4 separate regions of the Mus musculus genome follow, and regions 2, 3 and 4 are each linked to region 1. The links are chromatin loops, found by intact Hi-C in ENCODE. Cell type or tissue: left cerebral cortex. All regions are shown on one strand. Links, peaks and the distances in the headings refer to the core of each region. The heading gives the core; the rest is flanking DNA. Region 1 has its middle 90 kb from the start of 4933407K13Rik. Region 2 holds the start of Rab39b (RAB39B, member RAS oncogene family). Region 3 holds the start of Cmc4 (C-x(9)-C motif containing 4). Region 4 has its middle 45 kb from the start of Gm14707.

Region 1 (3,532 bases), core at 669-3,168:
TGGGGTTTTTAGGGGCTTGGGTTTTTTTTTTTTTTAAGGCTTTAGGGTTCCTTTAGTGTTTCAGTTTTTTGATTTTTTTTTTTAAGGATTTTTTCGGTAAAAGTTTTTTTTTTTTTTTTTTAAATGGTTTTGGGTTTGTGTGTGTGTGTGTGTGTTTTAGGATCTTAGGGTTTTTTAGGTTTTTTTTTTTTTTTGAGGGTTTTAGAGTTCTTCTAGAATTTTCAGGTATTTTAGAGTTTTAGGTTCTCTTAGTTTTTTTTTTTTTGTTTTTTTTTTTTAAGGATTTTAGTGTTTTTAGGTCTTTTGTTTTTTTTTAAGGCTTTTCTTTTTTTCTTTCTTTTTTTTTTTTTTTTGAGATTTATTTTTAGGGTTGTTTGAAGGTTTTGAAAGAACCTAATGGGGAAACCCCCACTCAACTCCCAATTCAGCATGCACCCAAGAATCACGAACAGAACAGAACGCCTTGATGTAAAAACACGAGGTAGTTTAATGGCAGAGCACTTGGTCGAAACATATCTCACGCAGGAGACAGTGGATTCGACCACTAGGCTTGGAAGCTAGGGGTTTTTATAGAAAAGGGGCTGGGGCTGGGGGAGGAATTGGCGCGGTTTCACATGTTTGGTTCATTTAAACATCAGCAGACTGTCAGAAGGGTGGGAGATAGGGAGGCGCCTGGCCAGTCTGACATGTTTATCTTTATCTTTATCTTTATGGCTAAGCAGCCTCAGGCATGTCCTGGCCTGTTCTGCTATGTTCTGAGCCCCAGGTTTCAAAGCTCAAACAGCTCTTTGGGCTACTTGACATAAATTACATGAATCACAGGTCTCAAGTTTTATTTTCTTTCAGTTCTTGACTACTTCTAGAATTTTAAGGTATTTTAAACCCCAAAATATAAAACCCTAAACTTTTTTTTTTTAAATCGAGAACAACAACAACAACCCTAAGAAATACAGTAAAATGTTAAAATAAAATAAAGCCTAAATTAAACCCCAAAACCCTAAAATACACTAAAATCCTTTAAAAAAATGAAAAAAACACTAAAAATACTAGAAGCCTGAAAACCAAAAATCTCTAAAACACTCTTCTAAAAACTCTACGAACCCTTTAAAAAACCCATAGAAATCTAAAAACAAAAAACAAACAAACAAACAAAAAACCCAAAAAACCACAAGAAGCCAAAATATCCCTAAAACTTTTCTTTTTCTTCCTTCCTTCCTTCCTTCCTTCCTTCCTTCCTTCCTTCCTTCCTTCCTTCCTTCCTTCTTTCCTTCTTTCTTTTCCTTGCTTTCTTGCTTTCTTTTCTTTTTTTCAGTTTTTTGTGACTGTGTTTCTCTTTGTATCCCTACCTGTCCTTGAGGTTTCAGGATTTTGATGTATATTTAGTTGTTTTGTTTTGTTTTGTTTTTTAAGGATTTTAGCTTTTTTGAAAAAAATAAAAAATAAAAAGCTCCGCTCTGGTCGTAGGCCAAGGGCTCAGATCTGCCCACAGCGTTAGGGCTGAGATGAGGGTAAGCCGCCTGGGTGGGCGGGTCCGACCCGGTGACAGGGTTTTAAATCAGTCGGTTCCCAGGAGGTTATACCCGGATAGGTGGGTGCTTTTACCCACGTGGGAACTACAGCTCCCAGCATGCCCGAGATCCTGTGACAGACAGGAAGTGCGTCCCCAGTGCTCTTGGGAGACGTAGTTTGTGTGTGGACTATAGGCGTTCTCTCTCGCCACCTGGTGGGTATGAAGTGCAACTGCAGGCCAGACAGGAAGTGCTTCCATTTTGGACAGGAAGTGAGCCCCGGCTTCTCATGGGAGATGTAGTTTATGTAGGGCTTAAGTCTACTCTCTATCGCCACCGGGTGGCCAGATAGTGTAACTGCAAGCCAACAGGAAGTGCCTCCATATTGGACAGGAAGTGAGTCCCAGGTCTTCATGGGAGATGTAGTGTGTGTCTGTCCTAGGTCCGCTCTCTATCGCCATCCGTTGGCCACAAAGTGTAACTGCAAGTCAACAGGAAGTGCTTCCATTTTGGACAGGAAGTGAGTCCCAGGTGCTCATGGGAGATGTAGTGTGTGTAGGGCCTAGGGCTGTCCGCTGTCGCTACCCAGTGGCCACATAGTGTGACTGCAAGCCTACAGGAAGCACCTCCATTTGGACAGGAAGTCGGGCCCAGGTGCTCATGGAAGATGTGGTGTGTACAGGGCCTAGAGCTAATCTCTAGCGCCACCTTGTGGCGAAATAATGCAACTGTACTCCTGGTTCTCTGGCTCAAGTGGACGAATCTGGGCCCTGAACCCAGGCCAGAGTTCCAGAGTGGTGTGGCCGAGCCGGCTGAGTCCCTGGGCTGCCGGTGGCTCAGATCCGCGGGCTCTGTACCCTTTGTACCTGTAGAAGCAGGGACAGAGTCTCTCTCTGTCTCTCTGTCTCTCTCCTCCTCCCTTCCACCCGGGGCTGCCTGGCATCGGCGTCTGCCAACGAGAGACCCATCCAGGCTTCTAAGAGTCCTGCAGCCCCCAGATCCTGGTTCTCCCTTCTCACCGGGGACCAAGCCCGAGCCGTGCCTGCATCCCAGTTCCGTCTCTCCCGGTTCTCCCTTCCTTCTTCCTTCCTTGTGACCTGGCCTGACTGGCCTTTACCGTCGCCCATGCAGCTCGGGTCTCTGTATGTCCCTCCCTGCCCTCACTTACTTCCTTCTGTGCCTCATGGGGATGAATCTGGACCCGAGTCCCTGCCGGGGTTCCAGGCGAGCGGTGTGGCTGCATTAGTGATGTCCCCGGGCGGGCGGGCAGCGGCTCAGATCTGCGCCCCTGCTCCCGTTGTACCTGTAGAAGTGCAGGGACTGGGGCTCTCTCCGTGTCTCCCTGTCTTGCCATCCTCACTTCCCGGGCCCAGCCTGAGTTCGTGTTGGCCCAGCCAGTGCGTCCTCCCTGCCTCCCCCATCTGTCCCTGTCTCTGTCTCTGTCCCTGTCCCTGTCCCTGTCCCAGTCCCATCTCCCTCCCTCGCTTCTGATCTGGCCTGCCTGGAGTTGCCCATGGCCTGTGCAGCTCGGCTGTCTGTCCCTGTCCTCACTTCCTTCCTTCCTTCCTTTCCACCCTGCCTGCCTGGTGTTTGGCCACCACCTGTGCAGTTCAGGTTTGTCTGTCTGTCCGTCAGTCTGTCAGTCCCCTGTCTCTCACCCTGCTTGCCTATCTGTCCTCCTGTCCGTCCGTCCTGGTCCTCACTTCTTCTTCGCCTGTGCAGCTCAGGTCTGTCTGTCCCCCTGTCTGTTCCTCTGTCTGTTCCCCTGTCCGTCCAGGTCCTCACTTCCTTCCCACCCAGCCCATGGCCTGTGCAGCTCGGGTCTCTCTGTCTCTCCCCCCTGCCTGCTTGTCCCCCTGTCCCCTTGCCTGTGCCCCTGTCCATCTGTCTCTGTCCCTGTCTCTCTGCATGTCCCCCGGTGTGTCCCTCTGACTCCTTGTCCGCTCATCTGTCCCCCTTGCCCCCTGCTTGTCTGACTTCTGTCCTCCAGATCAGGTAAGTCTATGCCTCTGTCCCTCTCCCTA
Region 2 (3,532 bases), core at 634-3,133, 96 kb after region 1:
GGGCAATAGTGATAAAAACTGCCTGGTACTGGTAAAGGGACGGGAAGGAAGATCAATGGAATAAAATTGAAGACCCAGAAATGAACCCACACTTGATCTCTGTCAAAGGAGCTAAAACCATCCGGTAGGAAAAAAACAAAAACAAAAACAAACAAACAAAAAAAGCCTCAGAAAAAGTGTAGAGACTGAAGAAAAGGTCATCCAGAGATTGCCCGACCTGGGGATCCATCCCATATACAGTCACCAAACACAGATACTATTGTGGATGCCAAGAAGTACTTGCTGACAGGAGTCTGATACAGAGCCTGACAAATACAGAGATCTATGCTCACAGCCAACCATTGAACTGAGCACAGGGTCCCAAATGGAGGAGTTAGAGAAAGGACTGAAGGGGTTGAAGGGGTTAGCAACCCCATAGGAAAAACAACAATATCAACCAACCAGAACCCCCAGAGCTCCCAGAGACTAAACCACCAACCAAAGAGTACACATGGAGCGACTCATGGCTCCAGCTGCATATGTAGCAGAGGATGGCCTTGTGGGACATCAATGGGAGGAGAGGCCTTTGGTCTTGTGAAGGCTTGATGCCCCAGTGTAGGGGAATGCCAGGACCAGGAAGTGGGAGTGGGTGGTTGGGTGTGGGAGCACCCTCATAGAACAGTGGGAGGGAGAATGGGATGGGGGGTTCTGGAGGGGAAACCGAGAAAGGGTAAAACATTTTAAATGTAAATAAAGAACATATCCAATAAAAATAAGCATTAAATCTAAACATATTTCTCAGAATATATGCAAATAATCATGAAAAGAAATCTTAAAAATATTCAATATCACTAATCATAAAGAAAGTGCAAATCACAGTAGAATATCATCTCACCAAGATATGAAGGACAATTATCAAAAAGACAAAAGAGATACTTACCTAGCACAAGATATGCCATGATCATGAAAGCGGATTACCCATAGCAAGGTTTATACATTGCACTCAAAATGTGCTGACTCCCTGGGATTTCTCCTACTGCTGGGAAACTTTATTGCATATTTTATGGTAATGAGGAGACTGATTTTGTGCTCTTCTAATCAGCAGAGGGGAACAAGATTAAAGATAACAAGTGTGTGTGTGTGTGTGTGTGTGTGTGTGTGTGTGTGTAGAGCAAAGGGAACCCTTGCACACCACTGGTTATAAATAAATTAGGACAGCTATTAGGGAAAACAGTGTGAATGTTCTTTTAAAAATGTGTTGGAAATGGAGAGACGTATATGACACTTTGTTATTTGCACAAAAAGTATAGGATTAAATTTTGTGTCTTTTAAAAAATAAATAGCAATAAATGCACATGCATATGCCTGAATAATAATATTTGCATGTTTGAGCATGGAAACCCGGAGAAGACAATTATTCGACTTTTGTTTACTTTTATGTATTTTTCTAGATTTAATAAAAATTAATTAGATTTGCAATTGTAACGGCAGAGAGATTTTTATATTAATTTTTATAATAATTTTTATATTAATAGGAGAGTGGTCGGTATAATTAAAAACAGAACACATTACTCTCCTGTCCGTTTTTGTGTGCGCTCCTCTAACAGACAGTGTGGTGAAACTACTGCCGCGTCTACGCAGAGAATTACAGTAACTCGGTTTTCAGTGATGAGTCAGAGTGCGTGGTGCTGATGCTGCTGCCATTTCATCACCTTTGCGAGCGCAGCATCCATCCCTTCGTTCCCCCAGCGCCTGGGCCTACCTTGCTTCAGGCTACCAGGCCAGTGATGTTCTCGCGGCCGATCTAGAAACGGGTTGATCTGTGCTAAGGCCTTGGTGGGGCGCCCCCTCCCGCCTCCCCAGGCCCGGGCCGAAGAGTCCTGCCAGGCCACTGCCATGGAGGCCATCTGGCTGTACCAGTTCCGGCTCATTGTCATCGGCGATTCCACGGTGGGCAAGTCCTGCCTGATCCGCCGCTTCACCGAGGGCCGCTTTGCTCAGGTTTCAGATCCCACCGTGGGGGTAGATTTTTTCTCCCGTTTGGTGGAGATCGAGCCAGGAAAACGCATCAAGCTCCAGATCTGGGATACAGCGGGTCAAGAGAGGTTCAGGTGGGAGTGCACCACGGGCCCGCGCGAGCAGTGGGAGGGTCTTTGGGGCTTATTCAGTCCCTGGGGAAAGAGGACTTCCCGGTTCTTTTCGCGATGCTGCCAGGGTGACAAACAAGGGTCTGTCTGGGGCTTTTCAAGCCCACTTTGAGCTACCTTTGAGTTCGATGCAGGAAAGAACCGCCCAGGCAGGAGAAGGCCATTCATTATCACATTATTTGAACCACAACTCCATCAATCTGCTTTTGGTAGCTAATAAATAACTTGAAATTGATCACTGTATAATTCATCAAAATCAGACCCTATGATTCATAGTTTAAAAAAATCCAAGTCATTTTAACATAACTGAAAGCTATAGGTAGGTAGATGTATATTGACTTCTTTCTATATATCCGTTTATATTTGTGGGGAAGAAAAGACAGAGGGAGAGACAGAGACACAGAGAGAATGAATATGCCCTAATATAAAGGAAATGGAGACTGATTAATTGACTGTCTTGTAACCATCATACAGTCAGTTGCCAGAGGGTGGAATCATTTCTGAAGAAATAGTATGAGGTTACTCACATAAGAGAATTCCATATAAAGTAAATAGTCAGAGCCCCTGACTTCTTGGAACTTCAGTACTAGCATGGTCAGAAGAAACAGAAACAGAGGCAACACACAAAAGAGTGTTTTGTTGTTTGTATTTATATGCCACTCCCTACTGTACCACTGGGCACATAATCATTCAGCATGTTTATTTTTCTTTCACAATCCTTTGCTCTTCCTTTGTAGTATTTATTTGTAATTTCATGTATGAATACAGAGGAGAGACCGGAGAAGATGAAGCCCAAGTAAAGATAGGAAATGCCCAGAATAGGGAAAAGCATAAATAAAACATAAGTGACAGAAAACAAACTAATAAAAACTTTGTAGAGAACAGTTTGAACTAAAGTAAGGTAGAACAGGAGGAACCAGAGCAAAAGGACTCAGTTCATAAACACTGACTCATTCTCCACTGAACATTAGTTGGACGCAGAAGATACTAGTTAGGTAATTAAGTTGCCTCTAACTTCCCACTTGTACAAAGCTCTGGCAAATACTTTATATAAGTTCTCATGAATAAAGAAAGGTCTCTTATATATGTTTGCTGGGATCTCTGTATGAATGGCTTGTTCATATTTACTATTTATTATGTATTATATAGTATTGATTTGTAGGACTACTTTACAGATTATCCCAACACCAACAGTGGTGGCATAGCCCTATAATTCCAGCCCTCTGAAGGCTGAGGCAAGAGAACGATAAGTAGTTGAAGGCCAGCCTGGACTTCTGTCTAACAAAAAGAACATTAACCCTTTTATGTCATGTATGTTGTGAGCTATTTCCCCAATATGTCATTTGTATTTTTATGTTTTTTTTTAATTTAGGGTCAGTGTCTAGTTCTATATAACTTTACACTAT
Region 3 (3,532 bases), core at 567-3,066, 260 kb after region 1:
TCTAATATATTGAAGGAAAATCTAACTAGTTTTATACAATTAGCCTAGAGAATGGCAGGAAAACTGAGGTGGGAATGAACACTCAGGAGAAAAGCCAGAAACTAACTAGGTCCCATTCTCATGAGATTTTTCATCTGATTTTAGTATGGAAAAAAACTATGCTGCACAATTACAAAGTGGATTAATATCCTGGCTGAAGTCCTCAAACAGACTGCTGAACTTTCTCCCCAATCATAAATTTTGATCATCCAGAATTTTATCATACATACCTTTTCTTGGACTGTGCGCATTTCCGTTCCAGTGTATGTAAATTTGGAGTCACTCCTATTGGAGATAGATTAGAAAAGAGAGTAATTGTGGTTTAGAATAGAAAAAGGAGTCAAGGAAAACTAACATAAACAGTTTTTGCAATGTAACCTTAGCTGAAACAGAAGAGGGAGGAAGAAGAACAGAGTAGATTCCAGGTTTTAAGGAGAAGGCTTGATAAACAATAAGCTACGCTTTGCAGTTTAAACAATAGAGACTCAAAGGTTTTACCATCTCTGAAGCTTTTAAGCTACTAGGATCTGTAGGATTCACAGGGGTGGGACAGAAATCCACTGATAATTTAGATGGGTAATGGGTCAACAAGGGAAAAGCCTCTCAATATGTAGGCATTATCTGCCATAAGGAAAGTAAGTGGCCTATCCCTGGTGTTTCAGGGAAGAGAGATATAAAACAAATAAAGCGAGAAAATGGAATGTAATAGAACCAAATGTCAAGTATATTGATAGTCATTTTTAATAAGCTGCCTTTATTCCAGTCAACAAAGTTCTATTCATTTAGCTATTATGCAGTAATCAGTTAGGCTCTGGATCTCCAACAAAATTCTATGTTTAAGAACTTTTACAAATTCACTTATGATGTTGGTTTCTTCTGCCAGATTTTCCACATAGGAGCATATATATTTTACATAAAGATTATGCTATGATATAAGGTTAAAATGAATCTTTAGGATCACGGTAGAACTCAGATTATAGTGAGGCATCTCTATACTGTTAATATTAAGATAAAACATGTAAATACTGTTAAAAAGTTGCTGTACTTCTTCACTAAGAATCAGTTTAGTTTATAATATGTAAATAAACAAATATAGTCTTACCTTATGTCATCATTCAACTAGAGTAGGAAAGAGCAGAAAATATTAATGACACATTTAGTTAGTTATAGGGATGCACATTTACATGAAAATTAGGCCATATGTTCACACACAACAGTATGAAAGACTGGAGAATTCATTCTGAGTACTTTAAAGCTACACTGTACTTCCTCATCTACTTTCAAATATCTGTAACATTTAACCACAAAGAGACTTTGGAGTCCATGAAACCCTTCTGTTTGAGTTCTTTGCTGGGCTTTAAAAATGCTTTAGTGATAGCTAGCTCTGCTTCACATAGGAAAAACTGGTGGCAAGACACAAGGCTGTAACCTGGGCTACTGGTTTTCTAATATCTGGATAACTCATGCCAGAATGTGTTTCTGGCCTGGTTTGCAGTTTTAATCACTGGTATGATAACCCCCATCCCCTGAGTTCATGCAGACCGCTGAGGGTTTACAGGAACATAAGCATGGATCAGAGCGCCAGAAGAAAAGTACCCCGCGACAGCATTAAAAACTCAAAGGAAGCCGGAATCCCAGCACTCGGGAGGCAGAGGCAGGCGGATTTCTGAGTTCGAGGCCAGCCTGGTCTACAGCGTGAGTTCCAGGACAGCCGGGGCTACACAGAGAAACCCTGTCTCGAACAACAAAATAAAACACCTCAAAGGATCCAAATCACATCCCTATGGCCTCCCAGCCGCCTCCAGGAACACAGGGTATTGATCAGCAAGATTTCAGCCAAGGTGGCCAACTTACCTCCCCTATACACAGACCCATCACTTCCTCCTTTTCTGTGCTCAGAGCATGGTTGAGACAAACTAGGAAAGCGTCAGACTCAAGATGAACCGCCTGCACAGCTTGCACCACCTGCACCGCCATCTTCTTTCCGCTCACGTCCGCCAAGGGCGCACAGCGGCTCGTCCAACCCGGCGCTCAGACGCAGCGACCAGCCCTTAGCTTGAGGCTCCGCCCAGCCCTGGAAGAACAGCGCGGGTTCCACAGGGGCGGAGCCTGGGGCTCAGAGGCGGTGCCCGCCTAGCAGCACCTGGGAGAAGAGCGGGTTGGTCTCGGCTAGCAAAGCATTGGGACGTTGGGTGGTGGCTGGCGAAAGAGGTCTACGCGTCAGGCTGGGCAGCTAGCTGGGCAGCAGGGAGGCGGTGTTCCCCCGCCGGGGCGGACGTAGGCTGTGAGTAGCTCCAGGCCGCCAGGGCAGACGCCTTCATAGTGCTGGCGCCCATTTTGCCCGCCCGCTGATGAGAGCCCGGCGCGGCCTACATGCGTCACGGACAGCACTTTGAGGCGACATCGCTGCGAATAAAGGGCCTCTTTTGAAAGTCGGTCCTAAAACAGTTAAGGTTTTATTTTATTTTCTTTTATTTCCAAGTCACAGCCCTTGGACCACTTCCGGCTGCTGGCCTGCACCTCCTACCTTCAGTTCTAGTGACCTCGGCTCGGGATGCCCCTTGGTTCGTCCTAGGCTCACAACGCGAACCCTGCTTGAGTGTCCCGGGGTGGGGGACCTGGAAGTTTTAGCCTAGCTGTGCTGGAGGCGGAATAATTAGTCCAAGAAACATTTTATTCATGTGAGTAGCCTTTGACAGAAACAGTGTTTTACTGTATCTGAAAAAGTAACTCCAGTTTGCTTGCTGCTACTTTTTACAAAAGCTTTTAGATATATATTTGTCTGGTACAGGAAGAGAAGGATGGAGGGACTTTATTGTTCAAGTTTGAATGTATCACATCAAGTAACTAATTATAGAAAATTACAGATTCCCTCTGATCATTTCCTTGGTGTCAGACATGGTTAACTTATATATAAAACTAATTTTATTTTAAAATATGCCAATGAACTGAGGGGAAAATATACAAATCTTCCTTAAAAAATTACAAGTTTACCAATTACACAAGGGGTTTAGTACTGATTATAAATGAATGCAAAATATATACCACACAGCCTCCACATCTCATATGCTTTTGTTTGAATTTGTTTTTTTTAAAAATTCCTTTTGTAGTTCTGAAGCCAGACAGATATGGCAGTACTGGAAAGGGAACATATTGAAGGTGTTACTTGAAGAGGTGTTGATGCTTTGCTCTTTTCTCCCAAGTCAGTTCCAACCTAAGTCTCCATACAAATACTGTCCCAAGTCCAGAGCACTGTGGTACAATATATATGCTAGCAACCTCTGTTTTTGCCTAATGCTTAGTCCACATCTTTCCATGATTTAAGTTTTATAATGATAAAGATTGGAGAAATTGCAGGGGTGTAATTGGACCTATCTATATCTTCTCTCTAAGTTTCAGTTTTATATCATATGTTATTTTCAGTTACTGTTCATAGCTAACATGTCCTGCCTTGATGGGGCAGCATGGACTGCTCATCTTACTATATTTGCTT
Region 4 (3,532 bases), core at 667-3,166, 530 kb before region 1:
AGGACCCTGATATAGCTGTCTCTTGTGAGGCTATGCCGGGGCCTAGCAAACACAGAAGTGGATTCTCACAGTCAGCTATTGGATGGAACACAGGGCCCCCAATGGAGGAGCTAGGGAAAGTATCTAAGGAGCTGAAGGGGTCTGCAACCCTATAGGTGGAACAACAATATTAACAATATTAACCAATCAGTACCCCCAGAGCTCGTTTCTCTAGCTGCATATGTAGCAGAAGGTGTCCTAGTCGGCCATCATTGGGAAGAGAGGCCCCTTGGTCTTGCAAACTTTATACTTTAAACTTTTCAGTACAGGTGAATGCCAGGGCCAAGAAGTGGGAGTGGGTAGGTAGGGCAGTATGGGGTGGAGGGTCTATGGGACTTTTGGGATAGCATTTGAAATGTATATGGAGAAAATACCTAATTTAAAAAAACAACCCTAATCTCTCAGGCGATACACTGTAATGAATATGATGAGCAACTAAGATTTCTGCCTGAGACGGTTGAAATTATAGTCTGTGTGGGGCTCTGTGTCCTCCCTCTCTCTCAATCTTTTTGTTTCCTATGAAAAAGAACTGTTTTATTTTGAATTAATGTTTGTTCATGTGGATATGAGAACCTGGGTACAGGAAGCCACAGAGGCCATGGGGGAGTGTTGAGTTCCCTCGGGCTGGAGTTGCAGGAGGTTGTGAGCTAAGGTGTCAAGTGCTCTTCTGTTCATTTCTACATGCACAGTGGAGTTTGTTTTTGCTTTGATAGGCATTTTTCACTATGTGTGTCAGTTGGGCCTCAAACATGCTATGAGATCAGGAACTTGGGGACAATCCTCCTGCCTCTCCATCCTGAGTGCTTACAGCTATGTGATACCATTATCAGTAAGAAAAGTTAGGGGTTTTGTCTTAAAACCTAGAAAAAAAAAGATGGGTTTAATAAATGAAGTACCTTTTCAGCATCTACTAAGATGATTATGTGATTTTTTTTTAAGTTTGTTTATATAGTGGGTTACTTTGATAAATTTTCATATATTGAACCATTCCTGCATCCTTATTTTTGATTTTCATGGTTGGAAATCTAATATGGGGTCCAGTGCCCTCTAGGCAAAGGGCTCTAGCATCGCCAAATGAGTCATATCTCCAGCCTTTCATTGTTTTATTCCTGTTGCCTAATAAATTGCTTAGCATATAGAAAATTTGCAATAACTGTTTGTTAAATGCAACTCGTATAAAAACATAGTTTGGAACACAAGTCCAAATATTGTACGATGGAAACAAGAGAGACAGGCTGTAGCTCAATGGCAAGGTGCTTGCTCAGCATGCTGTGCCACTGGATTTCATGCCTGCACCTGAAGATGGGAGTAACAGGTAAAGTTTGGAGATTCAAATTTGAGTTAAATTGCTTGGATGCCCACATGCATAAACCTGGGTAAACTGGATATGGTGGCACAGCCCTGAAACCCCAGCATTCTCAAAGTTGAACCAGTAGGGTCAGAAGTTCAAGGCTAACTAGAAAGGTCTAAGGCAGCCTTGGATAAAGGAAAACCTGTTTCAATCCAATACATGAATCAATGTGCACATAAAGCCTGGGTGGCTGGGAGTGGTAATGTCCCCCTGATATCCCAGTACTCTGAAGCAGAGATATAGGGAAAGGTCAGTTTCAAGGTTAGCCTCAGCTATATACATAGCTCTAATTCAAAATAAACAAATAAGCAAACAACACACACACACACACACACACACGAGAAAAGGGAAAATGAAAGAGGGGAATGGGCAAAGAAAAAAATCACCAAGGTGTTGGACTAAGGAGTAATAGGAAATTTATACTTTTCCATATTCACGTTTTCTATATTTTACACTTTTTAAAAGAATCATATTTTACTTACATTGTGAAAGAAGCGATCATTTTTGTGGGTAAAATTATGTTGTATCTGGCTTTCACCTCTGAGGCTGTGTGGGTTTTCGGTTTTGTTGTGTCTGAAAGAGTGCCCTCCTCCAAGGCAGCCAGCAGATGGCAGCATTCAACTTCCAAAAAAATAGCCTGGCCCTAATTTAGATGAACTGCTTTTTAAGATAATAATAATTGATTCTGGGGGCGGTGCATGTTGCTGGTTTTTTTGTTGTTACTGATATTGTGAGTTGGCAGAGTGCTTGCTCCCCATCAATGAGGTCCTGGATTCAGTCCCAGCTCTGAAGAAAAACAGATGTACTTGAAAACTTGTTTTTGAACCTCGGTATTGTTTATCTGGGCCCACTTTGCTCTTCCAAAGACTACATTGCCTTTACTGAAGGCCAGTGCCATCAAATGGCATACCACGTGACTATGATGAGTCGTCCTGTGAAGGAACAGAGTCATCTGCAATACAACTGCTCGTTGGAAACTTCATCTTCTTACTGAGCTTAGCTGTCTGCTCCCTGTGGAGTGGAACATCCACAAACATTTTAAAGCTTCAGCTCTGTGCCCCACCAAAGGTGCTGATGACTGAAGGCATGGACTCACACATCATACATGGGTAAGCTCTCCCATCTACCACCGAGCTTCATGTTTGTCAGCCTCCACATACACATTAAGCATTTGAAAATAGACACTACTGATATTGGATGATAGCAAGGTTCAGAAGAGCTTCCAGAGGATTTTGAGGATCTTCTGTCCTCAATTAATTGATTACAGACTTCTAATTGCTGAAAAAGCAAGAATGGCTGATTAGGAAAGAAACATCCTCCCAAGGCAGGAGTTGGGCTGGAGGAAAGAGATAAGATGGAAAACCACTCTGCCATAAAGGATCTGAGCTCTTCAGGCTTACAGCCACACATCGTGGCTTATCTTAATGGGGCCCTGGGTACAACTTGGATCCTCACACTTACTGGCAAGTACTTGGCCAACTGAGCCATTCCCCCAACTCTGTGTTGTCTTTTCTATACATCCTCAAGCTGCTAGAGACAAAAGAGAATTGAGATATTTTTTCTCCCAAAATCTGGGCCAAACTATGAAGATACTGTTTTCTTTTCCAGTGTCATTCTCAGTCTGTGGTAGGTGTCAGTAGTGGACCTGCCTGAATTCCCATTTAGAGTAATGCAGAGTAGCTTCAATAACAAGTGGCCCCAAGTACACACTCTACAGCTGGACACAGCTCAACTGAGCTGCACATATATTCTCCCTCTACAACCCACAATAAAGGAGTGGATGCTCTCTGGAACATTCCAACTCCACTGCAGAGACCCAGAACACAATAACAATCACTGGTGAGCACAATGTTTCTAAGGCTGAAGCTGGTGAGTCACACCCTCAACACCTGCTTCTCAGGTCACCTCACAAACCAGGCTTTATTACTCTGCCATAAAAGAAACAGGAGGCACCAGATCTTGTGAAGTGTTTAAATAACTTTAAACTTTATTAAGTAAAAATTGCATAAACACAACCATAAGATGATGAATAGAAAATTTAAATACAAAACTATCAAATGTAAAGTAGATTATTATATAACTGGCAGTTTCAAACCTAAATACTAAATCCCCAATTATGCACAGTGGGAATATTAATCTAAT

What was found. A loop is a pair of places that touch in the nucleus more often than their neighbours do. Peaks named below come from ENCODE experiments on the same cell type or tissue, not always from the same donor. Only the 100,000 strongest peaks of a DNase experiment are listed, where the experiment ranks them.
Region 2: a loop joins it to region 1, with 4 times the contacts of the local background. A loop is called at or near these places in 3 of 42 quality-filtered maps.
Region 3: a loop joins it to region 1, with 5 times the contacts of the local background. A loop is called at or near these places in 2 of 42 quality-filtered maps.
Region 4: a loop joins it to region 1, with 11 times the contacts of the local background. A loop is called at or near these places in 11 of 42 quality-filtered maps.

Annotation. Positions count from the first base shown.
Region 1 is chrX:75,672,591-75,676,122 of GRCm38, reverse strand. It overlaps the pseudogene LOC115489104. Among named protein-coding and RNA genes, the nearest start is that of 4933407K13Rik, 90 kb to the left of the region's middle. In left cerebral cortex, for the core only: CTCF peaks have their summits at 1,760 (motif pointing left) and 1,967 (motif pointing left); DNase peaks (open chromatin) are centred at 1,909, 2,709 and 3,132; H3K4me3 peaks cover 979 bases; H3K27ac peaks cover 518 bases.
Region 2 is chrX:75,576,351-75,579,882 of GRCm38, reverse strand. Rab39b (RAB39B, member RAS oncogene family) reads left to right here and starts at 1,652. Exons shown (of 2, transcript NM_175122.6): 1 at 1,652-2,090. The coding sequence starts at 1,876. Gm25421 (a small nuclear RNA gene) reads left to right here and starts at 912; the gene lies at 912-1,075. In left cerebral cortex, for the core only: no CTCF peak of the experiment used is centred there; a DNase peak (open chromatin) is centred at 1,694; H3K4me3 peaks cover 1,684 bases; H3K27ac peaks cover 703 bases.
Region 3 is chrX:75,415,203-75,418,734 of GRCm38, reverse strand. It overlaps Cmc4 (C-x(9)-C motif containing 4), which reads left to right and starts at 2,151. Exons shown (of 4, transcript NM_001294277.1): 1 at 2,151-2,197; 2 at 2,522-2,720. It overlaps Mtcp1 (mature T cell proliferation 1), which reads left to right and starts at 2,151. Exons shown (of 5, transcript NM_001039373.5): 1 at 2,151-2,720. It overlaps Brcc3 (BRCA1/BRCA2-containing complex, subunit 3), which reads right to left and starts at 2,107. Exons shown (of 10, transcript NM_001358737.1): 1 at 1,894-2,107; 2 at 1,142-1,158; 3 at 270-324. The coding sequence starts at 2,016. In left cerebral cortex, for the core only: a CTCF peak has its summit at 2,040; a DNase peak (open chromatin) is centred at 2,110; H3K4me3 peaks cover 1,761 bases; H3K27ac peaks cover 920 bases.
Region 4 is chrX:76,200,053-76,203,584 of GRCm38, reverse strand. No RefSeq gene overlaps it. Among named protein-coding and RNA genes, the nearest start is that of Gm14707, 45 kb to the left of the region's middle. In left cerebral cortex, for the core only: a CTCF peak has its summit at 1,978 (motif pointing right); DNase peaks (open chromatin) are centred at 2,003 and 2,422.